Regions from separate parts of the Mus musculus genome. Here regions 2 and 3 are each linked to region 1. A link is a loop called in an ENCODE intact Hi-C map of the cell type or tissue named here. Cell type or tissue: left cerebral cortex. All regions are shown on one strand.

Evidence for each region. A loop is a pair of places that touch in the nucleus more often than their neighbours do. Peaks named below come from ENCODE experiments on the same cell type or tissue, not always from the same donor. Only the 100,000 strongest peaks of a DNase experiment are listed, where the experiment ranks them.
Region 2: a loop joins it to region 1, with 7 times the contacts of the local background. A loop is called at or near these places in 6 of 42 quality-filtered maps.
Region 3: a loop joins it to region 1, with 2.9 times the contacts of the local background. A loop is called at or near these places in 2 of 42 quality-filtered maps.

The regions. Positions count from the first base shown.
Region 1 is chr4:153,482,672-153,487,671 of GRCm38, forward strand. It overlaps Ajap1 (adherens junction associated protein 1), which reads right to left and starts at 159. Exons shown (of 6, transcript NM_001099299.1): 1 at 1-159. In left cerebral cortex, a CTCF peak has its summit at 1,930 (motif pointing left); DNase peaks (open chromatin) are centred at 108, 580 and 1,924; H3K4me3 peaks cover 843 bases; H3K27ac peaks cover 1,091 bases.
Region 2 is chr4:153,940,860-153,945,859 of GRCm38, forward strand. No RefSeq gene overlaps it. Among named protein-coding and RNA genes, the nearest start is that of BC039966, 7.1 kb to the right of the region's middle. In left cerebral cortex, a CTCF peak has its summit at 2,609 (motif pointing left); DNase peaks (open chromatin) are centred at 119 and 2,583.
Region 3 is chr4:153,825,830-153,830,829 of GRCm38, forward strand. No RefSeq gene overlaps it. Among named protein-coding and RNA genes, the nearest start is that of Gm31353, 13 kb to the right of the region's middle. In left cerebral cortex, a CTCF peak has its summit at 2,405 (motif pointing left); a DNase peak (open chromatin) is centred at 2,500.

The DNA.
Region 1 (5,000 bases):
CGCCGCCGGGTCGAGGGGCCTCTGTCCCAGGTTCTGACACCGATCAAGTTGCTGGAGAGCTCCGTCTAAGCGCTCGCTCTGCAGACAGCCGCGGCCCGGAGACTGCCAGAAGGCGGGCAGGGGAGGCGCGGGGCGAAGAAGCGTGGAGCGCGGGGCGTGGGGACGCGCGGCGGCGCCGCCGCGCGGAGGAGGCGCGCGGGGATCCCGGGCCCCGCCGCCCGCGCCCACCGCGCCCTCCGCAGAGCCGCCCGCGCCGCTCGGCCGCCTCCCTCTGCGCGTCTGCCTCCAGAAGCGCTTGCCCCCGCCTCCGCGAACGGGTCCCAACTCCGCCCGCCGGGCCCGGCTCACGTCACCCTCCTTCCCCGCCCCTCAACCTGGAGTCGGAGCCCCCAACCCGGCCGGTCGGCTTAGCTTGCCAGCCCACCTCGCTGGAGCTGGACTGGCGACCTGGGCTCTGAGTGGCCTGGGCGGCGCCAGAGAGAAGAACCGGGCCCACCCCTTCCCCATCCCTGGCCGCGTCCGGGTCTCCACCTTGGGAAAGGCTCGAAAGAGGCCGCAGGCTCCGATTGGACCGCCCGGCGCCGCCGGATGGTGTTGCCACGGTAACCAGATGGCATGCGAAGCAGTTAAGAGGTTCGGACCCTGTTCTAAGTACGCCCATTGAACGCAGAGGGCTGATTTGGGGAGAGGAGGTTCTCATGGGACTGGGGAGCTGAGGCTGTGCGAAAAGTTTCCTCCTGCGGAGCTGCACGGCGCAGGCGATGCGAGAGGCTGGGGAGGGTCCTCCTGGGGAGTCTCCCCACTGCCTGGGCCTGGCCTCTCTCCAGGCAGATGAAGTTTCAGCCTTTGGTTGGAGCATGCTTCTGCCCGGTTATTCAGTCTCCAGCGCAGTTCCCCCTCCTTCTTGGTTTTATGGCATCTGCTGTCTTCGCAGAGCCAGGGAGTTCTGAACCTGGCACTCCCAGACATCTTGCCCACTCTCCCACCCAGCACTCCCTGGTGCCTACCTGGTTAGTTGTGTCTGCATGTCCGGTTAGTGAAAGACAGGCTTTCTGTGGTCCCCTTTCACTGAAAGGAGTGACATAAAGGCAGAGGATCCCACGGAGGCCTTAGCTGCCTAGTCCCTGAGGAACTGTAGGAACAAAAGCCAGCTCTCAGCTCCACACATAGTGGGGAAGAAATGCAAAGCCAGGGGCCTTAGAAATGAGCTTCAGTCTGCGGTCTTCCTGCTTGGACTTTAGAGTCAGAGCCGGGAAGGTAAAGAGAGGCAACTGGGGACTTGCCAGGGTGCTGCAAGCAAGTGACTTCAGCCCAGCAGTTGCCCCCCTCAGGAGAGAGAGGGTGAGGCCTCCCTGGGAGGGTTGCTGGGGGGGGGGGAGGAGCCAGTCTTCCTGGGATTCACTGTGCACCCAGGCAGGTCCTTTTCCCTGAGCCTCCAGTCCAAGGTTTTTGGCAGCCAGAGATTCTCCCCACCCAGGCTGGACAGGACAACATGGTTCTGTTTTCCCTCTCAGGCCCTAAAGAAAGTATCTGGGAGCAAGGTAGCATGGTTGCAAGAGACTGAAGTTAGGTATGGGGTGCTACTGTCTTGGGGTCCTATGTCTATTACGCAACCTCTCCGACTCTTGGCTTTCTCATCTTACAAGACCCGTTTCCGGTGCTTTCCCTCAGGAGGTTTTAATTAGGACTAAATGAGTTGGCCCAGCGCACGTGCAGCTGCGACTAGCTGTGTGCCAGTCTGTCGTCCAGAGAGACACCCAGGTGACTCAGCGCTTTGAATGCCTGGTCACTTCTGGGTCCTCTTCCCGCAGAGCCCTGGTCCTGGGGGTTGGAGGGAGATGATCTTACAAAGTAAGGAGGCAGGGAAGTCCTAGCGGACGGAGCAAGCTGGACCCAGTTGCCAACCAGGAAGGAGATGCCTGCACTGCTGCCACCTAGCGGGAAAAGCTGGGGTGCTGCAAAAAGAGGGCCTTCCAGCAGCCTGTAGAGTCCTTAGGGAGACTTAGCCTGGGCAGCCAGGTGACTGGAGGTGGGGGTTCTGACCTGCTTTCTTCTACAGACCTTTTCACAGGCTTAGGAGACCCACTGCCCTTTGGGAAGGTGGCAAATCCCGTTCAGTCTGAGATGTTACTGAAATGTATTCTCAAAGATAACTCTAACAGGATTGGGATACAGCTGGAGGAAGAGCCTGTGTTTAGCCTGGATAAGGCCCCAGGTTCAATCCCCAGCAAACGCCCAGAAAAAGATTAATGAAGTCAATGTATGACTTAATAATGTATGCTCTTGGGGGCTGGTGAGTTGGCTCAGAGGTTCAGAGCACTGCCTGTTCTTCCAGATGACCGGGGTTCAATTCTCAGCATCCACATGGGATCTGACACCCTCACACAGACACATACAGGCCAAACACCAATGCACATAAAATAAAAATAATTTTTAAAACTGTATGTTCTTGTTGATACATTAGATAAGTAACTGACATATCCTGGTTATAACTGACAGCCAGATGCACCCTGGGACTTTTGCAACTTCATTTGCCTACAAAATGCCTCTGGCTTCTGTTTGATGTCACAGGTACCACCTAGCCATCAGCCCGCCACCCACAGTTATGACTCGAGAAAAATGTTCAACTTCCGGTGAGAGTTAACTAAGCCAAGATCAAATTCTCTTGCTCGTGTTTCTTGGCCTGATGGATACTATTCTGACGGGAAGGGGCTTGTCCAAGAAGACAGTGGATAGTAACATTTTCTGCATGCAAGGATGGGAACAAGAAAAGACAGTAGTCTCTAGGAAAATAAAACAACAGTAACATACATAGGGCCTCTCCATTAGGCAGGGGAGGAGACTCTTGGCCCCCATCAGGACGTGTTAGAAGTTGAACCTCTGAGAAGCTGGGACCTCAGCACACAACTCTACTTCCCCAAGGGTAATTCATGTCCAAGCCTCCCCAAGGCAAGCCCTTCTGTGTTACTTCTTTGTTTTTCTTTATCTCTTGATTAAAAAAAAAAAACATTATTTTACAGATGGAAAAACAATAAAACTTTCATCTCGCTGTGTGTGACCTGTTCCCTAGAACTCAAGGATATCACGCAGCTATCTGATTTATTTTTCTCTCCTTCGGAGCTAGCTGGGAGTAGTCGAGGAGGGTATGTGCCACTCCACCTAATACGCCGAGACATACACACACACACACACACACACACACGTCCATACATGAAAGCAAACACTTGAGGACACACAGATGCACATACATACACATGTGCCCACAGTTGCACACACAGAGGCATATGCAGATGAGCAAACATACATTTGCATGCTCCCACACACATGCATACACCTGACAGCCTCTGTATGCACAGACAGGACCCCTTACTGGGACTCTCTGTGCAAAGGGCAGGTCTTCTTGTAGCTTCTGGCAGCTCCTCCTCTGCCTGGCAGACATCCTGGCCTGGAGCCGCCAAGTACCACCACAGGCTGCTCTGCTCAGCCCTCTCTCTTCCAGTTTCTCAACAAAGGAGCCGCAGGCCCGCGGGAGGTCCTCCTTGAAGCTCTCTGAGGCCATTTACCTAATGGCCTTCCCAGACTTGACTATTTTTAAAACCCATCCAAAGCCAAATTGAGCTGCCATTGTTCATTTTTCTCCCGAGGAGGTAAATGTGTCTTAAGCATGACATTTGATTAAGTAGCTAAGTTTGGGGTTTTAAATGGAAGGAAAAAATGCTGATTAAAATCATTATAAGTTTCCGTAAAGTGTTCACACAGGTGTCTTCACCCCCCCCCCCCCCGCTCCCCAGCCTTGTACTGGCTCCCCCAAAAGTCACCTTGCTTTCTCAGACCTTCTCAGAGAGTTTCAGTATTGGGGGCTTTTGGAATGTTTCCTGTCACCCGAGCTGTCTCCAATTGAGGCTGCTTGCTGCTGAGCTCAGGCAGGAGTTGGTCTAGCCTGTCAGAGGTGGGATCTAAGATGACAGACACTCCCACCAGCAAAATGTCTCACAGGACCAGCATCTTGCAGCTCTGGGCCAACAAAGGAAGTGTAGAGCCTCTACTACCCTGTCTGACAGTGTGCCGTGCAGAAATGGGGAAGGGGGCTCCCTTGACTTGTGCTGAGCAGAAGATAGTGCCCCAGTGCTCTGAGTCCTGCCACAGGAGGAGAGAGGGCTGTGTGTGCTGTCCCAGCAGGATATGGCCCTCATTGTAGAGCTCTGGGCAGCAGCTTTGTCTTCTCTATTTAGACGGGAAACAATGACAGAAAAGAGGACCCATCTGTTTGCAAAGTGGCACAGTTGGAGAGTATTTCCCTGGCACCACAAGGCTGGGAGGGGCAGGAGCCTGAAACTGGGGAGATGAGAGAGATTCCTAGGATGGGCAGATGCAGGCTGGGACCCACGTCTGGAGAGCTGGGGCAGCCCCTTGGGGAAGATTTATTTTTCTCCACTGCCACGAGTTCCTCAGTCTTCTGCCCTGTGAGCAATTCTGTCTACTCTACCAAGCTTCCAGGTGCCCATGGCATCTGTGTAAAACAGGAGGGAATGGACAGGAAGCAAGAGACTACAGCAGGCCAGCAGGGGTGGGGTGGGGTAACACCACAAATAATTAGGACAGAGAGACCATGGGGGGGGGGATAGAAATAAAAGGAAAGTCCTCTTCCTCCCCAATTTTCCAGAATGTTCTGAGCCTTAGAGAGAGACCTGGAAGGCATGCAGGCCTTCACTGGGGTCTCAAGACAGGCTTTATCCAGGCCACTAAGCTGGCAAGGGACAGTAGCCAAGGGCATGAGGAACAAGACACCTGACTGTACTCGATCAGAGCATAGAAGGCTTGGCAAGAGACATCACAGGGTCCAGCTTCTCATCTTGGCATCCCCACTAACTGGGAAGCAGAACACGAACTCCACAGGTTTATGCAGCCTGAAGTATGGAGACAAGACCATCAAGAAGCAGGCCACAGGTTGAGGATCAGATCAGGCTGCAGCTGCAAGGCTCCAAGGCTCCCGACTGCAG
Region 2 (5,000 bases), 460 kb after region 1:
TCCTTTTCTTGCAAACAGTAACCAGTTCTTTTAACTCCTTGCCAGCCCTCCTCCAGATTTCAGCCCAGCTCCTTCAAACGTTCCTCCCAACTGTTCCTCCCTCAGTCCTCCAACAGTCTGCTTCAACAGTCCTCCCAGTTTTCCCAAAACCAGCCACTCCAAACTATAGCGACTGCTATGGTCTATCTGTTCAGCTCAACTTTCCCTGGCTCAACTGTCGCCAACTGTCCTCTCTATCTGCTAGCCCAATCTACTTTCCACTGCCTCCTAACAGTATCATCCCTGGCTCAGCTCAGCTTCTCCCGGCTCAGCTCAGCTTCTCCCGGCTCAGCTCAGCTTCTCCCGGCTCAGCTCAGCTTCTCCCGGCTCAGCTCAGCTTCTCCCGGCTCAGCTCAGCTTCTCCCGGCTCAGCTCAGCTTCTCTTGGCTCAGCTCAGCTTCTCTTGGCTCAGCTCAGCTTCTCCAGGCTCAGCTCAACTTCTCCAGGCTCAGCTCAGCTTCTCCAGGCTCAGTTCAGCTTCTCCTGGCTCAACAGTCTCCTATGCCCACTCTGCTCAATCTCTCTTTTGCTCAGACCATCTTCTCTCCTCTAGCTCCACCCAATCTTCCTTCTTCCTGCATCAACCGTCTTCTCTAACCCTCTTCTCTGACTTCATTCTTTTGCCATCTGGATCCTAGCCTTCCTCTCTCAGCCTCTGCTGGTTTTTCACATCCTCTCCTGTTCCCAGTAGTCCAAGAGGCAACAGACACTGAAGGTCATAGGGTCAAGCATTCTTTTAAAGGACCAGCTGACTAAGAACTGGAGATCCTTTAAAGGGCCAGACACTCAAAATAAATCACACTACACCCTGTATATATGTATGTGTGAACCAGCACTCTGCATGGGGCTGGGGAGATGAAGCTGTAGACATGTGCCCTGGCCTAAGTGACTTAAGTGCCAACCAGCATGATGGCTTAGGTTTGTTTCACACCTACACCTCCATTCTTATGGACTGGGTTCTCCCAGAAGTCTCTGGTAACATATGTTCTATTAGGCATAGGACAGCCATGTCACATCATGTTTGCACTGGCAGTTGGGCCCCAGCCAGCTGCCCTGACTCATAGGCAGCAGCCAGCCTGGGCAAGGGCAGGATCAAAGATGCTCTCCCGTTCTGTTCTCTGCTTTGGTTCTGCTCACAGTCTCATGGCTGACTCTTCTGCAACACCCCCTTCCCTACCCAGCATGGACTCATCGTAGGAGAAGCGAGCCTATGCCAGCTTACCCTTCTCCTATAAACTGGTGCCCATTATGCCCATACTACTGGCTGTATCCCACAGTCAACCCGTATGTCACACTCCACCTGTTTCTGTACCTGGTTAAGGGAAGACCTGAGACAAAGGTACTGAGGTGTGTACCAAAGCACACCTGGATACAATGCACGTGTGCCAGAGCACAAGTGTGCAGTAACGATCTATACCACGTAAGTGTGGGTCTCTCTAGACAGCGCACCAGAGGCTCTGAAAAAAAAAAACGAAAGCTCATTCCAGGCTCCTTAAACAGGTGGCAAGGTCCAGGCTGATAAAAAGGAGTCCTCTGGCAGGCTTGGGTGGGACATGGATTACTTCTGATAAGAGGCATGGCCAAGAGGCAGAGGGGAAGAAGGCTGGAGACCAGAGGAGGAAGAGAAGATTTTGAAGAGAACAGTTTTTAGGAAGATAGGAAGGACTACCCCAACAGAAGGCACATGCAGACATGTGCCTCCACACTCCCAGGGCTCAGCCAAGGCTTGTGTGACTCTAAGCCTCGGTTTCCTCATGTAGACCAGCGCACCCTTGAGCGCTTCCCCAATATTTAACGGATCTCAAGAGATAAAAGGTGTATCCTAGAAAGTACGTGGGAATGGGGGCTCCAGAGAAGCGGATGCCAGAGGACCCAGCTGGGATCCTGAATCTTTGTGGTCTCCTAGGGACCGGGGCCCAATGTGATACAGATGAGCGTGTTGCCTAGAGGGCTCAGTGAAGGGGCTGGGCTTCTTCTGTGTGCAGGACAGTGCTGCTACCAGAGAAGGGGAAGGCTTAGTCAAGAGACATGAGAATAGGCCACCCAGGGATGAGCGGCACCGGAAGGTAGTTCCCCAGCAAAACCATGGCGCCAGAAGCCCAAGGCACACCAGCCTGACATGTGCCCTGAGAGCACAACTGAAGATGGTTTCTGGAACAGTAGGCAGCAGTCTGGCCCTGGGCTTTGTGGGCGTAGCTTGTGAACGCGGGGGGGGGGGGGGGGCTTATGGGCGGGCCTTGTGAGCCGGGTACCCGTCCTGCAGGCTTCTGCATTGCCTCTTCATGCTAATACAGGTTTGATGTTCCCTCTCTCTGGATCTTTCAGGAACCCCAACGTGCGAGACTCATTTTCTATAGGTGTTTCTACTCCTATCTCAATCCTTCTCAGAAGATTCTGGAAGCCATTGGGAAGGCAACTGCTTTCTCTGTGCTTCACCTGATGCCCGTGCCACTTCCTCGTGGGCATCCTGAGAAGCTGGGTCTCAGAGGTTGTCACTAGAGTGGATGGGAGGTGGAAGATCTGCAGCAGCCTGCCTGTTCTCCTGTCTCATCCTGCCCCCTGGTGTTGGTGACCAGAGACACAGGCTTCAGTGGGTCCAAAGCACTTTGTGACCTATTTGCAGGTGATCTTGGGTGAGGTCCCCTCTTCCATGTGCTTCATGGTGTCACAAAAGATAGACTGCACGTACCATAGGACACTGTCATGGTGATATACAGAACAAGCTCTGACCTATGCCATACGAAATCCAAACACATAGACATATCCCTGTCCCTATCGAGATAGAACCAAGTCATGGGATGGCCACAACCTCATTGGGCATCTGCTTCTTTAAACTGCAGCTGCTGCTGTCCCAGACCTCCCAGGCACTGTGCTCAGAAGTCTAATGGCTGTCTGAGCCTGCAAGGTGGGGGCATCATGCAACTTCTAAGACAGCCTGCCCTGCTTTCCTGCTCTCTCAGGAGACCCTGGTACCTAGTAGTTTATCCTCTACTCTGTATCTCCAGCTGCAGCCTGCAAGTGTGATAACATGGGCGGGGGGGTGCACACACGATGACATGGGGAGGGGAGAGAGAGAGAGAGAGATCACTAAGGATAAAGACCCAGGTGGAACAGCTGGGTATTCTGGGCCTGGACCAGGGGAGCTTGGTATGGACCCTGCAGTCTCTGTGTCAGGAGTCCCTCCTGCTGAGACAGTTGCTGCGAAGTCTAAAGCAGCATTTGCTAGAACATCCCTCCCAACCACCTTGCAAGAGTTCAAGCAAAAAACAGCTTCTGCTGTGGTGCCCAGCCTGTGGGTACCCACAGAGACCACAGGCACGAGGGCTGCTGTGTGCAGAAGAGCAACAACACCCCCCACCCCTGGAGAGAACTCCCCTGACATGCCTCGAGTTGGAACACACGATGCTCACAGAAGCCACAGCTGGGTGGGTTCATCGCTTAACAGGGAAGGTTGGTCATCCGCTCACCCCGAGGTCATGCCAGGGCTGTGGGAGAGAAGCACAACTGGGGTTCCAGTGATCATAGAGAGGGAGAGGCTGGCTTTCCATCTCTGAGAGAGGGCAGAGTCCATTAGCAAGTGTGGTGCCCCCTGGGGCCTGATTTAGGCTCTGTGCCAACATTCAAAGGACATTATCTGTGTGTCGCTCTGTTGGAAGGTTGCTTCCCCTTAGCAAAAGAGTCAAAAGATTTTTTAGAGAATTTAAAAAGTATCCAGAAGAACATTTCTCTCTCACTGAGAGAAAGGCAGGGTGCCTGTTTCCCTCAGAGGAAAATGTTCTAAAAAAAAAATAAAAAAATAAATTAAAAAAAATAACTTTGTCATCAGGGTCATGCAGGGGGTGTTAGTTCCAGAGAATTTCAACAGAGGTTGCAAAAAAGGAGAGAGAAGAAAGTGCCAGGCAGCATCTGAGAGGGGGAATTAGAGACTCAGCAGGCTGTGTTCTCATCTCTTTCCCCTCCCCCTCCCCTCAGTGTGTGCTGTGCTCTAGAGGACTGGGTAAGGTGAAGAACTCCACCGTTATCCCAGATGATACCCTGCATTTGTCCTCGGCCTCCACAGAGTATCACCCCCTGAGATGCTCCAACAGGATCCACACTCTTTGTCTGGGATGTTGGGTCACCCTGGATAGACTGATGTTATTCGTTAGGGTGGCAAGAGCCACACCAGATGCAGAATTGGCCAGCTCAGGAGGGCACTTTGGGCCATGAATACCAATAAAATGGGGAGGCTGTGACAGCCGCTTGTAACCACCAATCAGATCTTCCCATGTAACTTAATAAGAACTCCAGACATGAGTCTGACCCCTAGCTGTCGTGTCACACCTCTGTCAGGAGAATGACCCCTGGGAGACAGCCCAGAACGTTCTGCTCTGGGTCTTTTCCTGAAGCCCACCCTCACTCCTATCCCCACCCCAACATGGTCTTACCCTATGTCCTTTCCTTCCTAAGAAACCATCTGAGACCGTAAAACTGTCAGGTTTTGACAAGTCTCTCTGCGAACGTGGAACCCGGGGGTGATCTTGGGGACGCTGCATGTTGACTGGTTTCAAAAGTCCTGTGTGCAGTCTAGGCTGTGGCTTTATCTTTGCAGAGAGCCTGAACCTTTGTATGAGAGGGACAGAGATCGAGAAAGACTCCATTTCTTCAACATCTGAGTCGGGTCCCATCCTACCTTTTGGGATACTTAATGGTATAATCCCCCAAATGAAAAATCAATAGATGGAAATCCCCCCCCCCGTTTTTTTTTTTTTTTTTTTTTTTTTTTTGCTTCTAAATTCAGGCCAGCTGAATTAGTCTGAGAATGTCCAAGAATTCCAGATGGCTGCCATAAAATCCCAGACATGACACAAACCTTGTTAGCTGCAACCTACACACAGGCCTGACACCCCGAGCCAAGGAATGCCATGGAGACCAGATAAAGAAGAGGACCATGCCGCCTACTTTATGCCAGGACTCTGCAA
Region 3 (5,000 bases), 340 kb after region 1:
CAAAGAATGAGCTTTTATGTGACAGAGGAAGGGAAGAAAATGTATCTATATGGTTCCCACTCCACGCTGCAACACACCTTTAAAATTCACTACTTGTTCAGTTTAGCACTGAAGCAAGAAAATCTACAATCATCCAAGACAGCTTTCACAATCCCTGTTCCTCAGGTCTACATGGAACCATATTGTCTTCACATATTTCAAACAAAACAACGTTTGTGACAGACTGACTGTCAACGCTGCTCTGAGAATCTAGCCGTCCCCTCACAGGTGCTGCAGCAAGGGAGTGGAGGGGTGCTGCTGGGAAGTAAGGCACTGGGGCTCGTGCTGTGCAATGAGATACTGAAAGTCACTTCCTTAAATGACATCAGAGGAGACGGGAACACTGGAAGTGGAAAGGTATATGTAGGGAGAAGCTCAGAGGAGGGGAAACAAATAGGGTTTAAATCAAAGAGGGTATGGGAAAGCTATATGGAGTCCTATCGCTTTGTAACAAAATGCCTGGCTCTTGTTCTTGTCCTGCACTGAGCAGGGGACAAACGCGTCCGTCCCGAGCATGTAGCCTCTCTGTCCTTACCCCCTGAATCGCAGCTGGTAAGCACTCTTCACAGTCATTGTGTGGTATCAAGCATTCAGACCATCAAGGGGTCATGGAACATGCTTGCAGGGGTATGTAGGCTATATAAACATAGTTCCATTCCTGATAAAGACTTTGCCATCCACACTGGTCAGGGACAACCCCTGGAGAGACTCCAGGACCACTTGTTAATCCCAAAGATGTTGCTGCAGCATCTGTGAAGGGATGGCTGGATTCTCAGAGCAGCGTTGACAGTCAGTCTGTCCGTCACAAATGTTGTTTTGTTTGAACAGTGACTTAACACACCATCATGGCCAAATTAACTAAGGCAACCTTTCTTATTTGTGTTCACAGGCTGCTACCCCTGAGGCAGGGTCCAAGAGGGGCTGCATTGGATGCTGTAAAGACGAGGTTTTTATAGCCCAGGGGTAGGGAGTTTCCAAACAGGGGCTTGACAGGCATAAGGCTCTGGGTGTGGCATAGCTCAATCCTAGTACCAACTACATAAACATATCATATTATAATTTAACATTTATTATATTAATATTATAATTTATTATTCTTATCATAAACATAAATGAACCTACTTTGTCTTTGAAGCCCAAGATGGAGACAGGCTGGTTTCCCACAAGGTGTCCTTTTACTGGCTGTTGGGCAGATGGAAGAACCAACCAAAGCTAACTGAGGCCCCTTCCTGATGTAAGACCATGACATCAGCTCCCTCCTTGACCTTTTGTTGGAACCTGTCACATCTGTCCCGTCATCCCCATCTGCCATCTTGGAAAGGCAGGTCCTTAAAAAACGACCAATGAAGGAAATCTAGCTAGTTTTTCTCAGAGTACAAATCTACCATGAGCAGCTTCACACAATGGACCGCCCCCCTCCCCCACCCCTTGAATGATTCTTGTCCTAATCTGCTTTAACAGTCATCACAGCTTAAGAGTTATCTGCTTCTGAAGAGAATCTGCCCCCATCAAATTGGCAGGCAGGTGTGTATGTAATTGCCTTGTTAATTGAAGTAGGAGAACCCAGCCCACTGTGGGTGGCACATCCCCTAGACCTGAACTGTAAAGGGAAGCTAGCTGAGTATAAGCCGACCTGTGAAGCAGCCAGTAAAAGCATCCTCATTGGTTCCTGCTGTTATTTCTTTGCTGTGAAGTGAGTTCCTTGGTCGGCAGCAATGGTCTGTGGAATAGCGACCGGCCTGCCTGCCTCCACTTCCCCCAATGTCGGTCTGGGATCTGGAATTGTAAATAAACCATACCCTTCCGTAAACTGCTTTTAGTCAGTATTTTAATAGCAGCAACAGAACTGAGATTGGAACACAGTCTCACTGTGTAGCCCAGGATAGCCTCAGATTTGCAGGTGCCCAGCAAGGCAGGAGCCACATGACCGGCTTCCAAAGGCATCCTTACAAAAAGTTTCGGTTAGCATGGGTTAGCTTTCCGTTTGAGTTATCTTCCTCAACCCAGGACTTTTCTATTTCAAGACCTTCCTCTTCCTTCTTCATATCCCTCCCATTGGCCAGACAAAGCCAACAGGTCCTGGGAAATCTCTGCAAGGCAGGCTGGGAAATGTAGTCTCCTTAGGCACGTGCCTAGAGGTCAGCGAAACAAAAGGGCCCATCTGACCTGGTCACATGCACTCAACGCCTGGGAGCTCCAACAGATTCGGAGTCTACTCTACTCCAGCACGTCCCGATAGTGACCTATGAATGAGTACAAGTTATCTTAACAGCACTTACACATTGTGCCACCAGCCCAAGGGGTCAAGGTCAAATCCTGTTAGAAAAGCGGAAATCCAGAGATGAGCAGCGCCACCCAGTGGCCAAGAGACGAAGCCCTGAGCAGATCCCATCCCACCAGGCTCAACATCTTCCTACATTTTCAATGGTTCCCAACACCCCTCCAGTAAAACCCTATTCCAACAGAACAGGATACACCCAGAACGCGCCTCTGTCTTCACCCACCTCCGCCTCACACGCTCGGCAGCTTTCCCACTCCTGTGACTGTATCCTTGCTGTCTGAATGAACACCCTGCTCAGATCCCCTGGCTATCCCCAGAAAGAATGTCTCTGCTCCGTGTCTATCACAACCGTCAGCTGCCTTCAGATTCTTCCGGAGTTCACACCCTGACCAGTTATCACAGCCTGAAACTTCACTGTCTGGTACGGCTTCTTGCCTTCTGCCCCTCCGCAGGCAGAGGGCAGAAGGTGAACTGGCCCAGAACTCACGTGCTCCTGGAGTCCTCAGAGAATGCTGAACTAATCAAAAACAAAAGCAAAAACAAAAAACAAAAAACAAACAAACAAACAAACAAACAAACAAACAAACAAAACAGGAACTTGGCCAGATTTGTTGAGATCTGTTAACTGTCCTCACCTCTTCACAAAGACTATTCTGAAGTCTGTGCAGCAGGCAAGGGGGATAGGCTACCTGCTTTCTCCACAGAGAACTCAGGGGTCTTCAGAAAGAAGACATAGCCTGTCACGTTTTTGTGACCCATGCTTGGTGAAGCACCTCACCTTGCATCCCTCCGCACCCCAGCCCTAGCACACTCTGGGGACAATGAAAATATCTTTCACCTTTAGTGGCAGGGCATAGACGCTGAGCAGAGAGACCTAGCAAAACCACCATGAGTCCAAGGCTGGGGGCACGGCTGAGCTTGCAGGTCTGTGGCTTCCTGGCTAAGTGAGACCAGAGTCCTTTCCTAGTGTGAGGAGGGCTCCACAGGGGCTGCACAAACTGTTCTGCCTTCCCATTCTCCACACCTGAGAAGGAACCACAGTGTCATACCTGCAACTATGTCCCTCTGTCACTACGCAAACACAGGAAGGGAGGTGCATCAGGGGGTCCCTGTTCCATCCCCATCAGCAGCTGCACAGCAAGTGGGAGCATTAGCCCTTCCGGGACCATCCAGGTTCATAGCAAGCACTGGCCCAAGGATGACCAGGGAGCGACATGTTACCACTTACAGGAGAGAACCGAGGGTCTGGATCCGGGCCGCTCCACCTCTGCTACCTCCAGCTTCTTGGGGTTCAAGTAGCTTCACCAGCTGCCTAGGACTCCCACAGAGAAGAGGCAGCCAGTTACCTGTAGATTCCCTCTTTCCATATGTTCCCAATCCTCTCCAGCCTAGAAACTTCCCAGCCTGGGGGTGCTGGCAGGCATCCTGACAGAGCTGGCTTGAACCCAGCCCAGACCCCTCTCCCTTAGGCAGAAAGACCCCCGCTAAAGGCACTAAAGTTTTGGGTTTTTTTTTTTTTTTTTTAGCATTTCAGTTTCAACCAGGGATAGCTGAAAAAACAGACGGACCCAACAACAGGCCACCAGAAACCAGCTGAAGCAGCTGTGCTCCGCAAGCAATAGGAATTTTGTCCGGGTGACTCAATGACCCCATGAGGTCAGGGTGTGAGTCTGTCCTGGTGGTGGCTGGAGGCTTGGACATGTTGACTCCAAAACCATTCGCTGAGTGACAGTCCAGACCCATTTCTCCTGGGAGCACACTCAAGGAAGCCTGGGGGGAGGGGGGGGAGGCAGCTTTCCCCTCCCAGGTCAGGACTTTGCTCTGCTTTCACCTTGACCTTGAGTGTTGCCTAGCTCTGAGGTGCGATGTCTCTAACACCGTCACGTACAGTCCACTGGCTGCAAGAGCCACGAGACACCTCACAGGCTGCCACCCCGATGCTCCGGCCACAGGGAACCAGCATGATTGCATCGTGTCCATCTTACAGATGGTGAGGCTGGGTGCTGGAGAGGGTGCGCAGTTGTTCACCATGGTCACCAGCTGATGAAGGAGAATAGAGCGGAGCCTGGAGTCCTGCTTCCCGCTGATTCTTTCTCCATTTGTGCAGGACTCCTGGGAGCCACTTGCACCCTGAGGATTGACTCGGTGTCCTGTGAGTCACCTTCCGGAACTTTCCAGGGGAGTGACCAGCTTTGGGGAGATAATGGTGTATTGCCTCAGAATGGGGATGGTTTGCGGGGATAGCTAGATACATATCCCTCTAGGGGCACCAGGGACGCAGAACACGCTGACACTCTATCACAATGGGGCCTGAGGACAGCTGCTGGGCCCAGCTCCCTGCCTGCTCATTACCTCTTTTCCAGCTTCTTCTACATTCCCCAAACACCAGGAGATACCGAGTAGCTCTGATGCTTAGCTCCCCTGAGCCAGGGGCCTGGGAATTTTCCGTTCTCTGCTTCCTAAGACTTGGGGTTTGGGAACAAAACTCCAGCAGAGCCTTGTGCATACTAGATGTGTTCTCTATTGTTGGGCCACACCCAAGACCTTGCTCCTTTGAGATAGAGTCTCACTCTATAGCCCAGGCAGGCCTTGAACTTCTGATTTCACCTTTAGTCGCAGGGCATAGACGCTGAGCAGAGACACCTAGCAAAACCACCATGAATCCAAGGCTGGGGGCACC